2 separate regions of the Mus musculus genome follow, and region 2 is linked to region 1. The links are chromatin contacts, found by Hi-C in ENCODE. All regions are on one chromosome and are shown on one strand. Each heading gives the region's core, a stretch centred on a gene start or an enhancer-like site at or near the end of the contact. The rest is flanking DNA. Distances are from core to core; before and after follow the strand shown.

What was found. A loop is a pair of places that touch in the nucleus more often than their neighbours do.
Region 2: a loop to region 1 is called in a map of left cerebral cortex, with 5 times the contacts of the local background. The contact joins the promoter of Cracdl here to the enhancer-like site in region 1. A Hi-C loop is called at or near these places in 6 of 37 maps with a recorded cell type or tissue (T-helper 17 cell and left cerebral cortex).

Annotation. Positions count from the first base shown.
Region 1 is chr1:37,674,455-37,680,118 of GRCm38, forward strand. All of the region lies in intron 1 of Cracdl (capping protein inhibiting regulator of actin like), which reads right to left. Among named protein-coding and RNA genes, the nearest start is that of Gm39628, 7.3 kb to the right of the region's middle. Within about 2 kb of position 3,299, at least 1 of the 3 ENCODE cell types and tissues checked has a DNase peak (open chromatin) inside an H3K27ac peak, as active enhancers do; it is left cerebral cortex, where a contact is called at or near this core.
Region 2 is chr1:37,717,465-37,723,128 of GRCm38, forward strand. Cracdl (capping protein inhibiting regulator of actin like) reads right to left here and starts at 2,347. Exons shown (of 10, transcript NM_028096.1): 1 at 2,106-2,347.

The DNA of each region.
Region 1 (5,664 bases), core at 2,049-4,548:
AAAAAGGCAGCAAGCCTCCCCCTTTCCTAACTGTTTCAGCGGGGGTGGCCACAGTATGCTGATGGCCCCTGCCACTCAGCACTGAATGTCTCTTGGGTCCAGCTGGCTCCTCAGACTAAAAGTCTCCAAAGATGGTACTAATATGCTTGATGGCGTCTGCGTACGCCCTAGCACCAAGTTGAGCACAGTTACTAAGATAGAAATACAGCTCCACTGGCAAGGGTCACTTGCGTCACCGCAGTGGGCACAATGCTCCCTAGGGAGAACTACTATATTCCTCCATTGCCTGATGCACAGGAAAGGGACCAAGGAGGGCAGGCAGGATCCCACAAATAAACAAGAATACTGGGCACTTCTCAACGTTCCCCTTCCAGTAAGCAAAAGTGTGATGGTCACACAGTTTACCACATACTGCAACTCTCCTAAATAACACGTGTTTTCCCCTTGAATGGAAGCTCGATTGAACATTAGGAACATCTCACCTGAGCCAGGTGACAGAGTCCTTCATCACCAGGCAGACTAAGGGTGGGAGTGTGGCTCAGGGGCTGAGCGCTTGCCTGGCATACCTGGCACAATGCAAAGATGCACACGCGAGCGCGCGAGCACACACACACAAACACACACACATGCACACACAAACACATGCATCCATGCACTCACACATACACACACACTCATGAACACACACTCGAATACACATATGCACACACACATGCACACACAAACACATGCATCCATGCACTCACACATACACACACACTCATGAACACACACACACTCGAATACACATATGCACACACACATGCACACATGCAAGTAGGACTGACAGGAAGCATCAGTACACAGAGTACCATAGGCAATGGGACTCTATTTGGGGGTGCCTGTTCCTGAAGCACAGCAAGCTTCCCAGCCCTCCGGCATGAGCTCATTAGCGAAGAACCTAAAGGTTCTTCCTCTATACCTCCATTTTTACCAGATTTCCAGCCAGAGGCAAGAGTACTACAAACAGCTGCAGGTACCGTTGGACAGGCATCTTGTGCTCTGTGCTCCAAGTAGAGAGGGGAAAAGAGGGGTACCAGGAGAGCCCCACATGGAGCCCTGCCCGGACATGTGAACGGGTACCCATTTACATCACTTGGTTCTGTGTAATCACCTGCCTTCAGAGGAGGCTCCCCGCAAGGACTCTGCCCCCTAGGGGTGCTAAGGAGACATGAGAGCTCCTTTTCAGAGTTTCAGGCTCTGAGAGAGAGGCAACCCAGCCTGGGGGCTTTCCTCTTTAGAAAACCTGCCCCACCCCTGATTTCCATCCCCCCGCCCCGATCTCTTGGGTGTCCCAGTGGCTTCCTGGCTGATAGGTTAGATGGGGGTACACTAGGTTCCTGCCTGTAACCAAGTAAAGAACTCCAGGAATGGGAGGCCACAAGTCCAATTTCAGTTTCTACCCACAGGCAGCCCAATGGGCTGGAGTCTGTAATGGAAGGACCTGGCACAGGTCAATGTACACACCCACCAGGGAAGATTAGGAGGCCTCCAAAGGGGGACCCTAGCCAGTGTCCCTGACACAGAGAAACCTGGAAGGCAGCCCAATGGGAGCTGGCCAGAGATCTACACACCCTCAGCCCCTCTCTACATCATCAGCATCCAAACCCTCACAGGACCCTCGGGAGAACCAAACGTGAGAACCATGGCTTTAAACTGCTCAGCTCACAGTGAAACTTGGGTGTCAGGTCATTTAAGCTCCCACGTGATTTCTGGTGACAGCCACGGTGGAGTGAGGTATGCTGTGACCTCTGGGTGTAACCTTCGATACATGAGGTAAGCCTAAATTGATGCTTACCAACTTAGTGCCATGGGGATGCACCTCCAATATAAGCATGCAGTGCTCACCTGAGAGACAAGCAACTGCTGCTGCTGCGAATTCAGTGCATGCCTCATGCAGGCTCGGAAGCCCGCCGTGTCCAGCAGGAATCTGTCTGGTGGGAATCAGGGAGCACTACCTCTGGAGAAGAGATAGGAGGCCCTCAGAATTGACCCAGTCCATTCTGAGAGTTGCTTCTTACAGTGCAGGCTTTGGGTTTCCCTGGAAGCGCTGCTCTTCACACAGAACCTAGAGTCTGCAGGGAAGGGCGGGATGCTTTCCAACCCAGAAAGGGGACAGTAAGGGCGATGGATCCAAGTCACAAGTGGACCAGGTTGAGGCAGGCTCAGTTCGATGTCCAAGGCTTCTGCTCCCACACACAATGCTTTCCCTGTGAGCCACTGGAGGTCAAGTAAGGCCAGCTGAGGTGGAATTTCAGCCCCTATTCAGCACACAGTAGGCAGCACCTAGAAATGAGGACCCATGGGTAATGGATTAATGATTGATTAGGTTTCTCTCTACTCAAAAGGAGTCCTACTCCTAGGCACCGCTGGACAGAGGGGACCATGCTTTGAACAGAACTGGAAACTATGTTGAGAGCCCAGATTCCATAAGAATCTGCCAAAGCCGCACTCTTAATACACGGTGTAGCCTGAGATGGGAGCCGATGGCTCAGGCTTGAGATGATCGATCCAGTCAATGCTGTTGCGTCTCCTTGGTGACCTGTGGTTGGTTTCAGACCAAGGAGAGTGAGACTGAGGGCTTTCTGGAACTGTTGGAAGGATTTATCTCTTGGGCCTGGCAGGATGCCTGCAGAGAAAAGGAAACCCACACACCCAGAGGCTCTGTATGCAGCCGCAGCTTCTCCTGAAGTCAGCTACCAGGGGCTTCAGTTGTGGGGACCATGAAAATCTGTTCTTAAATGCCAACCACCCTTTGCAAGGCTTATCTGCAGGAAAGGAAAAAAAGTCCCAACCAATTTCATGAGCATGCAGCAGCAGCAGTGGCTGAGTGACGTCAAGAGCATCTGAAGTCCCTGAGGCTGTCTGGATGTACTTTCTCTGGCTCAGCTTTTGCATCTCTGGGACAAACGGGGCTGGTATACTTCTAGTGAGGCTGCATCCAGGGTGGATGGTGGTGAACTGTAAGGTGGGTGCCAGCCAATGAAGAGCTATGTGTTGTAGAGTTCCGAGTGGCAGAGGCACTGTCCGTGCTTTTAAATCCCATCTAACTAGCCCAGTAACCCGGAAGATGGGCAAACTCTCAGCCCTGGGCCACCCCTCTATGGATCCCGTGGTTCTGAGGGCCTCGTGCTCTCCAGTGAGAAAGGAAATCTCAGACTCATGGCCTCTGAGTGAGATGACAAGGGAAGACAGACTCAGTGGCAGCTAGACTGACAGAGAGCTGTGGAGGGCGTTTGGGACAGTGAGCCTTTGCCTCATGTGGGGAGGATGAGACACTCCGAATGAATCACCAGTGGTCCAGAGTCGGGTAAGTCACCAGATCCAGAGGGACCAAAACAGGAGAAGATTCAATGCTACCCAAAGAGAGTGCCAGAGAGGCAGGAGGATTGGGGTTTGATGGGTTGGACTAATGGCTAAGGATCCATTGGTACTCCTCTTTGCATCCACCTCCCAGGACTCAGGTGCTACCCACTGTGTGCCCAGCACTAGCCGAAATAACCTCTGAATGGCAGTCACTGCTGGGGCTCATACAAGACTGAAGGTTGTGAGTTGTGTCTTCCCTGGCACCCACTGGTCCCAGCCAGGGCCTCTGCACACCACAAAAGTACAACAAGGCACAGCAGCGGGTTGCTCCCACCAGCTCCAAAACTAATACAAAGTGCGACCGGTACAATCAGCCAGGTGCAGTAACCTTGCACCACAGAATGGTACACTCAGGTCTGAAGAGTGCCAAAGGAATTCCACCTTGCTGTCTTCCCTGTAGCCTTGGGGTCCCCTCCCTAGTAAGTCCTTCAGCTGTCACAAGAAGAGGACAAGGTCTGTCACACAGACTGTTGTTCCAGACCCAAAGAGATGATGTCATGCACAAAGGAGCTAATGGAAGGGATTATTGCTCACTGGTATTTTTGGCAGCTCTCAAAATGCAGCACATGGAGACCCACCCACACCACCTCCAGGCAAGCCTGCTCTGGCTGTCCGTCTTCACTCACTGGGATTCAGAAATAGTGCCACCCACATGAGATGGTTTGAGCCTGGGAAGCAGCCTGTGCTGGGGAAAGACAGAATTACAGGTGTCCTGTCGCCCAGCATGGCCAGCAGAGGGCAGCAGAGGGAGGGAAGGCTAGAACCTCCTGCCAGATAAACTGGTCTTTCCTACCAGGGATGAGAGGCCCTGAGTTCCAGAGACAGCCAGGATGAGCACCAAAGTCCCCAGCATCAAACATCACCCAAATGGTTCAGAGGTCAAGATGACAGACTACGATCTTGGGCTTCCTGCCGCAAACCTTGAAACAAATGACAACCGAGTAGTCAAGTTCAAGTACACAAGCTACAACCCACACAGACATCCAGTCAAAGCAATGACAGAAACCCATGGCTGAAATCACTTTCATCAACAGGGAAGGGTGCAGCTGGCACTCAACTTGGATAGCAAACATGACCTTTGAACTCCAGGCTTAAGATCAACACCCTAAAGGAAGACCGACTCAGAAGTCGCTCCTCGAACTTCACGCCACTGGGGAAGGCATGGTGGGAAAAGCAACTGCATTTTCCTCCCCCCCCCCCTTTTTAATGGAGATTAATACAGAGTAACTATCTAACATTCTTGGCAGAAATAAATCATACCTAAGAAGTGTGATAGTGCTTTCAACAGCGAGAATGTTTACAATCTGGAATGATGGAATTACTGCAAAGATATGTCCGGTGAAGTATGATAAAAATTAGGTGCATAAGCCCAGCACAAACTGTGTAAGGAAGAGCAAGCAACACGGGTGAGAGGAACGTTAGATGCTGAGAACAGCAAGATGGTGAAGCTGGGCTCTCACCTGGCAGTCAGCCCCCGACTTCTTGAAGCAATAGAGCTCACTGTGACAGGATGTATATAACATGCCTCGGGACAGAGTGAACATGTGACCAAACTGAGCTGGCTTAGCTAACAGTCCGTGGGAGTCAAGACACTGTTAGTGATCAAATTAATTAATCAACATTCAGAAAATGTTGGAATAAGGACCTCCCCACCCCATGCCTGCCTCCGCCTCCCAAGTGCTAGGATTAAAGGCGTGCGCTACCAACTGCTCGGCAGGTTGAGGCTTCTTTAAAGTTCCATCCCATGATGATGAAGCTGCTGCTGCAGGTGGCGATGATGCTGCTGCTGCTGGTGGTGGTGGTGGCGATGATGCTGATGATGCTGAAGATGTATTAATTCCCTCACTTTAGAAAGGGGAAACCCACTGTAATTTAGGAAGGTGCTTATCCAATGTGAAAAACATCTCACCTCCCAAATAAGGTGTTTGTTAGAGTCAATTACAGCCAAATAGTACTTCACAGACGCCTAAGGCAGATGGTCACTGCTGCGGGAACAGGAGACTTAGCTACCAAGCTTTGCTAAAGGGACATTTGGCAGGTTCCTGGGAACCCAGAAGGCAGCATGCAGGCCGAACACACAGTCAGACCTGAGCTGACCAGACCTCTCATCTCTACGATCCATGCAGGCCTGAGCACACAGTCAGACCTGAGCTGACCAGATCTCTCATCTCTAATGCAGCATGCAGACCTGAGCACACAGTCAGACCTCTCATCTCTAAGGCAGCATGCAGGCCTGAGCACACAGTCAGACCTGAGCTG
Region 2 (5,664 bases), core at 1,097-3,596, 42 kb after region 1:
TTACAACACAAACAATATTTATAAGACTACCTGCCTGGGCTAAGTTCCAGGCGGAAAGCACATAGTCTTGCCAAGTCAAATGCAGGCCTACTAGGCCATCCAGACAACTTAGCCCACGGGAGGGCCCAAGCAGTCACAGTCTCCCTTTGTAGCTGAGAACTCTCCCAGAGCTGGCTACTATGTAACATTCCGGCCGTGTAACAACATACTACAGTCTGCGTGGTTTATAAACAAGAGAAGTTTGCTCCTCACAGTTCTGGGAGTCTAAGATCCAAGCATCCCAGCATCTGGTACCCGGTGAGGGGTTGTTTCCTGACTCACAGATGCAGCCAAAGGAGGGAAGAAGCTTTCTGGAATGTTGATTATAATGCGCCCTAATTCAGTGCAAGGGGCACTATCTCATAAAACCACCATCACCTCAGAGCCTCCAGGATAGAAATCTGGAAGTGGGCACACACGCAGTATGCTATCACTTCTCTGCTTCTCCATAAGGGCAAGCTGAGACTCGAGGCACGATTAGATAAGGCCCAAAGAACCACGCTGAGCATTGATGCTCCTGGCTCAACTATCCTAGCAGCCAACCCACTACACGCCAAACCCATTTGCCAGCTCCTGCAGCATGGCCCTGAAGCAGCTATGGATGGATACTACCCTTATTGGATACTACACTGATTCTATAAATGGAAAAGGGCTGCTGGAGAGACAGAAACAAATCTAGAACCTTAGAGAGAAAGACAAATGCCTCTCTGGTTAAAAAAAAGAAGAAGAAAAATCAGTCATGTTACTAGAAATGTTAAATGCAACATTTTGAAGCATTTAAAACAAATATGAAAACCCATGATTTACAAAATACCTCAATTTTAAGTAAAGGACAGAACCAGTCTTTCTGATCTCTCGGCCTTGTCTCATGCTCCGATTTGGACCGGCACAACCCTAGAATTCAGAGTGGAACGCAGCGCAGCTCAACGCGGGGGTGGGGTGGGGGGCAGACATCTTCAGCCACCCGCACTGAACTTCGTCTCCATCATTTTATAATCTCAAAGAGCTAGCTCTCAGGTGATCCCTGATCCTCATTCATCTCAGGTGCACGTCTGGCATGACCCAGCTCCCAATGAGTATCAGGGCTGAGATTCTATTTCGTGGTTGCTATGTATTTAGGTAAATGGAAGGAAGTCCCAGCCTCCACCAAAGGAGGGGCTTACTTTAAAATAGTTCTGGAAGGTGCGAGGGCTCCCAAGAGAGCGACAAACAACACAGGTGCCTGTCTTCCCACTTGGATTTTCTGGTTCATTTCTGACACAATGCCAACTGGCCACCTGCAGGCCACAAGTCCAGTCACACCTCGGCCTTCCTTTCCCCTTGCATTTCAAAAACAAAAACAAACAAACAAAACAAACAAAAACAAAACAAAACAAACGCTTGCTCATTTGAGTAACTACCCCGCCTCTCAGCAGTTGTACACCTACCTACCTCATACTGAAAACGAAGTCCTGCCGGTTAGTAAATGACTGCTCAGCAAATATTTGTTGATTCAAATTCTGATTATGTCTAAGATTAAACTCAGACTCCCCTCTGGTGGCTTGTAACCTAAGCCCCAAGCCTGTTAAATAAACCATGACCCGAAGCATAAGGAAGACAGCCTGTGTGTCCACCGTCTCCCTCTCCGTGGCCCTGGGAGACAGACGCGATTATGCTCTGGTACTAAGAACTGAAACGCGGGCAGCAAGCCCTGTCCCCCCCCCCCCCCCCCCCGTTTTCTTAGTGTTAAAACTGGTTAAACTGCTCAGCTCTGCCTCACATTTCAAAGTTAAGTCCAGCAAAGCGCTCAGAGGAAAACTTTGGGCACTTGCGCGTCTGGCTTCTCTCGGCCCCACCGACCATAGTGTCGTGGACGTGGCCCCCACAGGGGTGGCGTGGGTACCCTTCACGTCCAAAGGGCCCTGGGCTACCTGAGCTCTTCTCGCCACTACCTCCCCAGCTCCACGACAGGACGCGACTTCGGGAACGCGTCAGACTCTCACCCCCAACCCAGCTCCCTCCAACCTCCCTGGGTCTGCGCCCCACGCATGCTGCGTGGCCACGCCATTTCAGACTGTCCCAGGTACCTGGCACTGGAGCGTGGCCGTGTTTGGCGAGCGTGCCGGGAAGGGCTCAGTCCGCGGGGACAAGCGGGGGCTGCTCTGCCGGGGTGCACCCTGACCCCCGGCCGCAGCGTCGAGGGCCGGCGGCGCCGCGCAGCAGGTGGCGGTAGGGCGCGGGTAGCGCGGGGTCTGCGGCCGGGGGATGGACGCGGACGCGGGCGCGACCCTCGGGCGGCCGCGCTGGCCCTGCGCTGGGCGCGCGCTCCCGGCTCCCGACTCGGCTGCGCGCGGCCCGGCGGGGGCGGACGCGGCTGTTCCGCTCTGCTCAGCTCTGCTCCGCGCCGCCCAGGCCCGCGCGCCTCCCCCGCGCCGCTCCCGCCGGGCACGCGGGACCCTGGCCACCCCACGTGGCGGCGCTGCAGAGCTGGGAGCTTGGCTGGCTCCTGCCTGCGCGAGGTCCGAGGGCTGGGGGACCACCGCCAGGACGAGGACGCTCACGATCGCGGCTCCTGCGCGCCACCTCCCTGTCACCCGAGCCTCGGAGAGTGGGCGCCCGGGTGGCAGGGAGGAACGTGCGCATACGGATAAAAAGTAAAAGTTGTTTCATAACCTTGTGGGTCCGAGCGTCTGAGGGCTAATGAGGGAAGCTGCCGCCCCGTCTCTAGGTGAATCATTGCTGTGGCACTGGCAAGTGTGGGATAAAAAGCTGAAGGAGACGTCTCAGCTTCGGTCCCCACCCCTACATCTAACAGAGGAGCTGGCCCATTTGGGGAAGGAGCGGGCTGCCCCCCCCCCCCCCCCCCCCCCCCCGGCTCCTCAGCTAAGCTACCTACAGAGAGAGCCCTCTTTTGGCCTGCTGACACTGCCATGGTCAAGGGGTGAAGTACAAGGAATGTCAGCTGAGCCCCAGCAGGACGCCCAGGCTGCAGTAGCAGGAGCCCCAGGTAGAAAAGAGAATTCTCCCATCAGACAGTGGCACTGGGGTGGAGTGGTTCCTGAGTTCTGACTTCCGCAGCGATGTTAAGAGTGCCACTGTCAGATCTAGAGGAATCCATACTCCACCGTTGAGCCTTGGGGCTGATATCTTGGGACCAGGGACGCAGAGAAACCCAAGAAGCACACACTTGCACCTCTATCTTGAAAAGCGGACTTTAAAATTAGACCAAAATCCCAAACAAAATAGGAAAGAACCTGGCGAGAGATCTCATTTGGTTGGGTACATGAAAGGAAGTTAGTTGCCTTTTTAACTTTTGGGTGTAATCGATCCCTTTGGTTCAAGCTAGTCACTTAAAAGTCTCCTTTGATGGTTAAATGAAATTAATTCCCTCAAAGAACATAAACAAATCATGAATCAGTCTCCTAATTGACAACCACTCACAGTGAGCAGGTGACTCACAGAGGAGCAAATGAATTGCTTAGGTGTGTGTTTGCCTTGTTTGAAATCCTCAAACTAAACTGAACAACTACAAGCAAGCCTGTGCCTTCACCCACCCACCCTAAGCCTGCTGTTGCTTGCTGTTCAGATCAACACGTATTCTGCACGGCTGTAACCGCTAAATATTTATTGACTCCGTAAATTGCCTTTCTAACCTAAGAATTTTTGTTTCCAGAGTATCAGAAGCCTCTGGCTTTACTTGTGTGTGCTTGTGGGTGGCTTTTGAAGTTCCTGGAGGGTTTCAGAGGACAAAAAAACCCAGAGGATCTTGGTGATTAGCTAAGGCTGAGAACACAGTGTCAACACCCAAAATAGAAAGTGGTTGGGAACTCGATGACTAGGTTGGCAACAGGGAAAACTAAGGAGGAACTGTGAGGAGGAAGAGCTGCCTACAGGAGACTCCCAGGGACTTCCTTCTCGGACAACTCTGGTCCTCAAAGCTGCTGTCCTGGCGGCTCTTCTCCTTATTTCTGTCACCAAGCCTTCAAGCCAGTTGAGAAAATGCTATTGTATTCAAGTAAGGCTTTATGGAACTTCAAGGAAAGTTTCTTTTTTTCTTCTTCTTTCAATTTTTTATTAAATATTTTCTTTATTTACATTTTAATTGTTATCCCAAAAGTTTGCAAGGCCAAGGGGCCTCTCTTTCCACTGATGGCCAACTAGGCCATCTTCTGCTACATATGCAGCTAGAAGAAAGGAAACAGTTTCTTAATGCCAGCAGCAACCACCGCACAGCCGAGATCATAGGGTTAAGGCGCTTTCTTTCCAGCTGCTACAAAGTCTCTCTTAGCTATCCCCAAACACCCTCTTCCAAGGGAAGAGACCCTATTGACAAGACAGAGGAGGCAACGCTGCTCCTAAGCCCATTATCTCTGTCTGGGGATCTGTCATTGTGAAAAGTTAGATGCTGTTCCAAGCCATGGGCAAGCAGGGGCCCAGTGAAGGCTTCAGTCCCTAGCAGAACCCTGAACAAAGATACACCGTTGTCATCATGCTACGAGTGAGGTGCCCACGTGCTCTACACAGTCACAGTAAGTGGTGGAGAGAGAGTCTGAACCCACATCCATGGTTTTTGTTTTTTGTTTGTTTGGGTTTTTTTTTTTTTTTGAGTGTTGATTCTTCCCTTTTAATTTTTAAAAACTGGATATTTTATTTATTTACATTTCAAATGCTATCCCCTTTCCCAGTTTCCCCTCTAGAGCAGGGCTATCTCTCTCAATGCGGCCTCTGACCCTGACAAGGAAAGAAAAAAATAAAAAAGAAGTGTTCAATTTAGAAAAGGAGACAACTTTCCTACATACAGAGAGAAGCCTCCTTCAGGGCGTCAGAAAGCAACATTTTAAAAAAAGCTTTTCCTGTTTAAAGTATTTCTATTTCCTTTTCTGCTCAATTATTCCTGTCTTGGTTGGTTTGTGGTCAACTTGACACAAGCTAGAGTCATCAGGGAAGAAATATCTTCTATTGAGGGAGTGCTTTCCTGCATGTATGCCCGGAGGCATTTTCTTGATTGATGATTGGTTGATGTGGGAGGGCCCAGGAAAGTGTTGGTGGCTGTGATCTCAGAAAGCTGCCTCCCTGTTTGAGTGTAATGACTGGAGATTGAATCCCTGGTCCTTCAAAAAATGCTGGTCAAGATGGTGGCCTCTCACCTGGAATCTCAGCCCTCTTCCAGAAAGCCAAGACAAGGGGCCCTCCAAAAGCTGCCTGGCTGGGCTACCCCATATTATCAGGTTCTGGGCTCAGCTGAAAGGCCCTGCCTCAACAAATAAGACAGAGAGCAATCAAGGAAGACTCCCAAAGTCTTCAGACTTCTACATATACACACATGCATGTGAACCTCCACACGCATGCTAGCATACCTACATGCACCAAAATTTTTTTTAATTGACCAGCGAGATGGCTCAGTGGGTAAGGGTGCCTGCCGCCAAGGCTAACAACCTGGGTTCAACCCCTGACACCCACGTCAGGGTAGAGGGAGAGAGCCAACTTTCAGCAAGCTGTTCTCCGTCCTCCACATACATACCTGTCTCCATAAATGTGTAGAAATATAATAAAATAACTAAAGAGATAAAAAATTAAATGTAACTAAGTTGATTTTTAAAAAATTAAAAAAAAAAAAACAGGTAGGGTCTGACTCTGTTTTCAGCG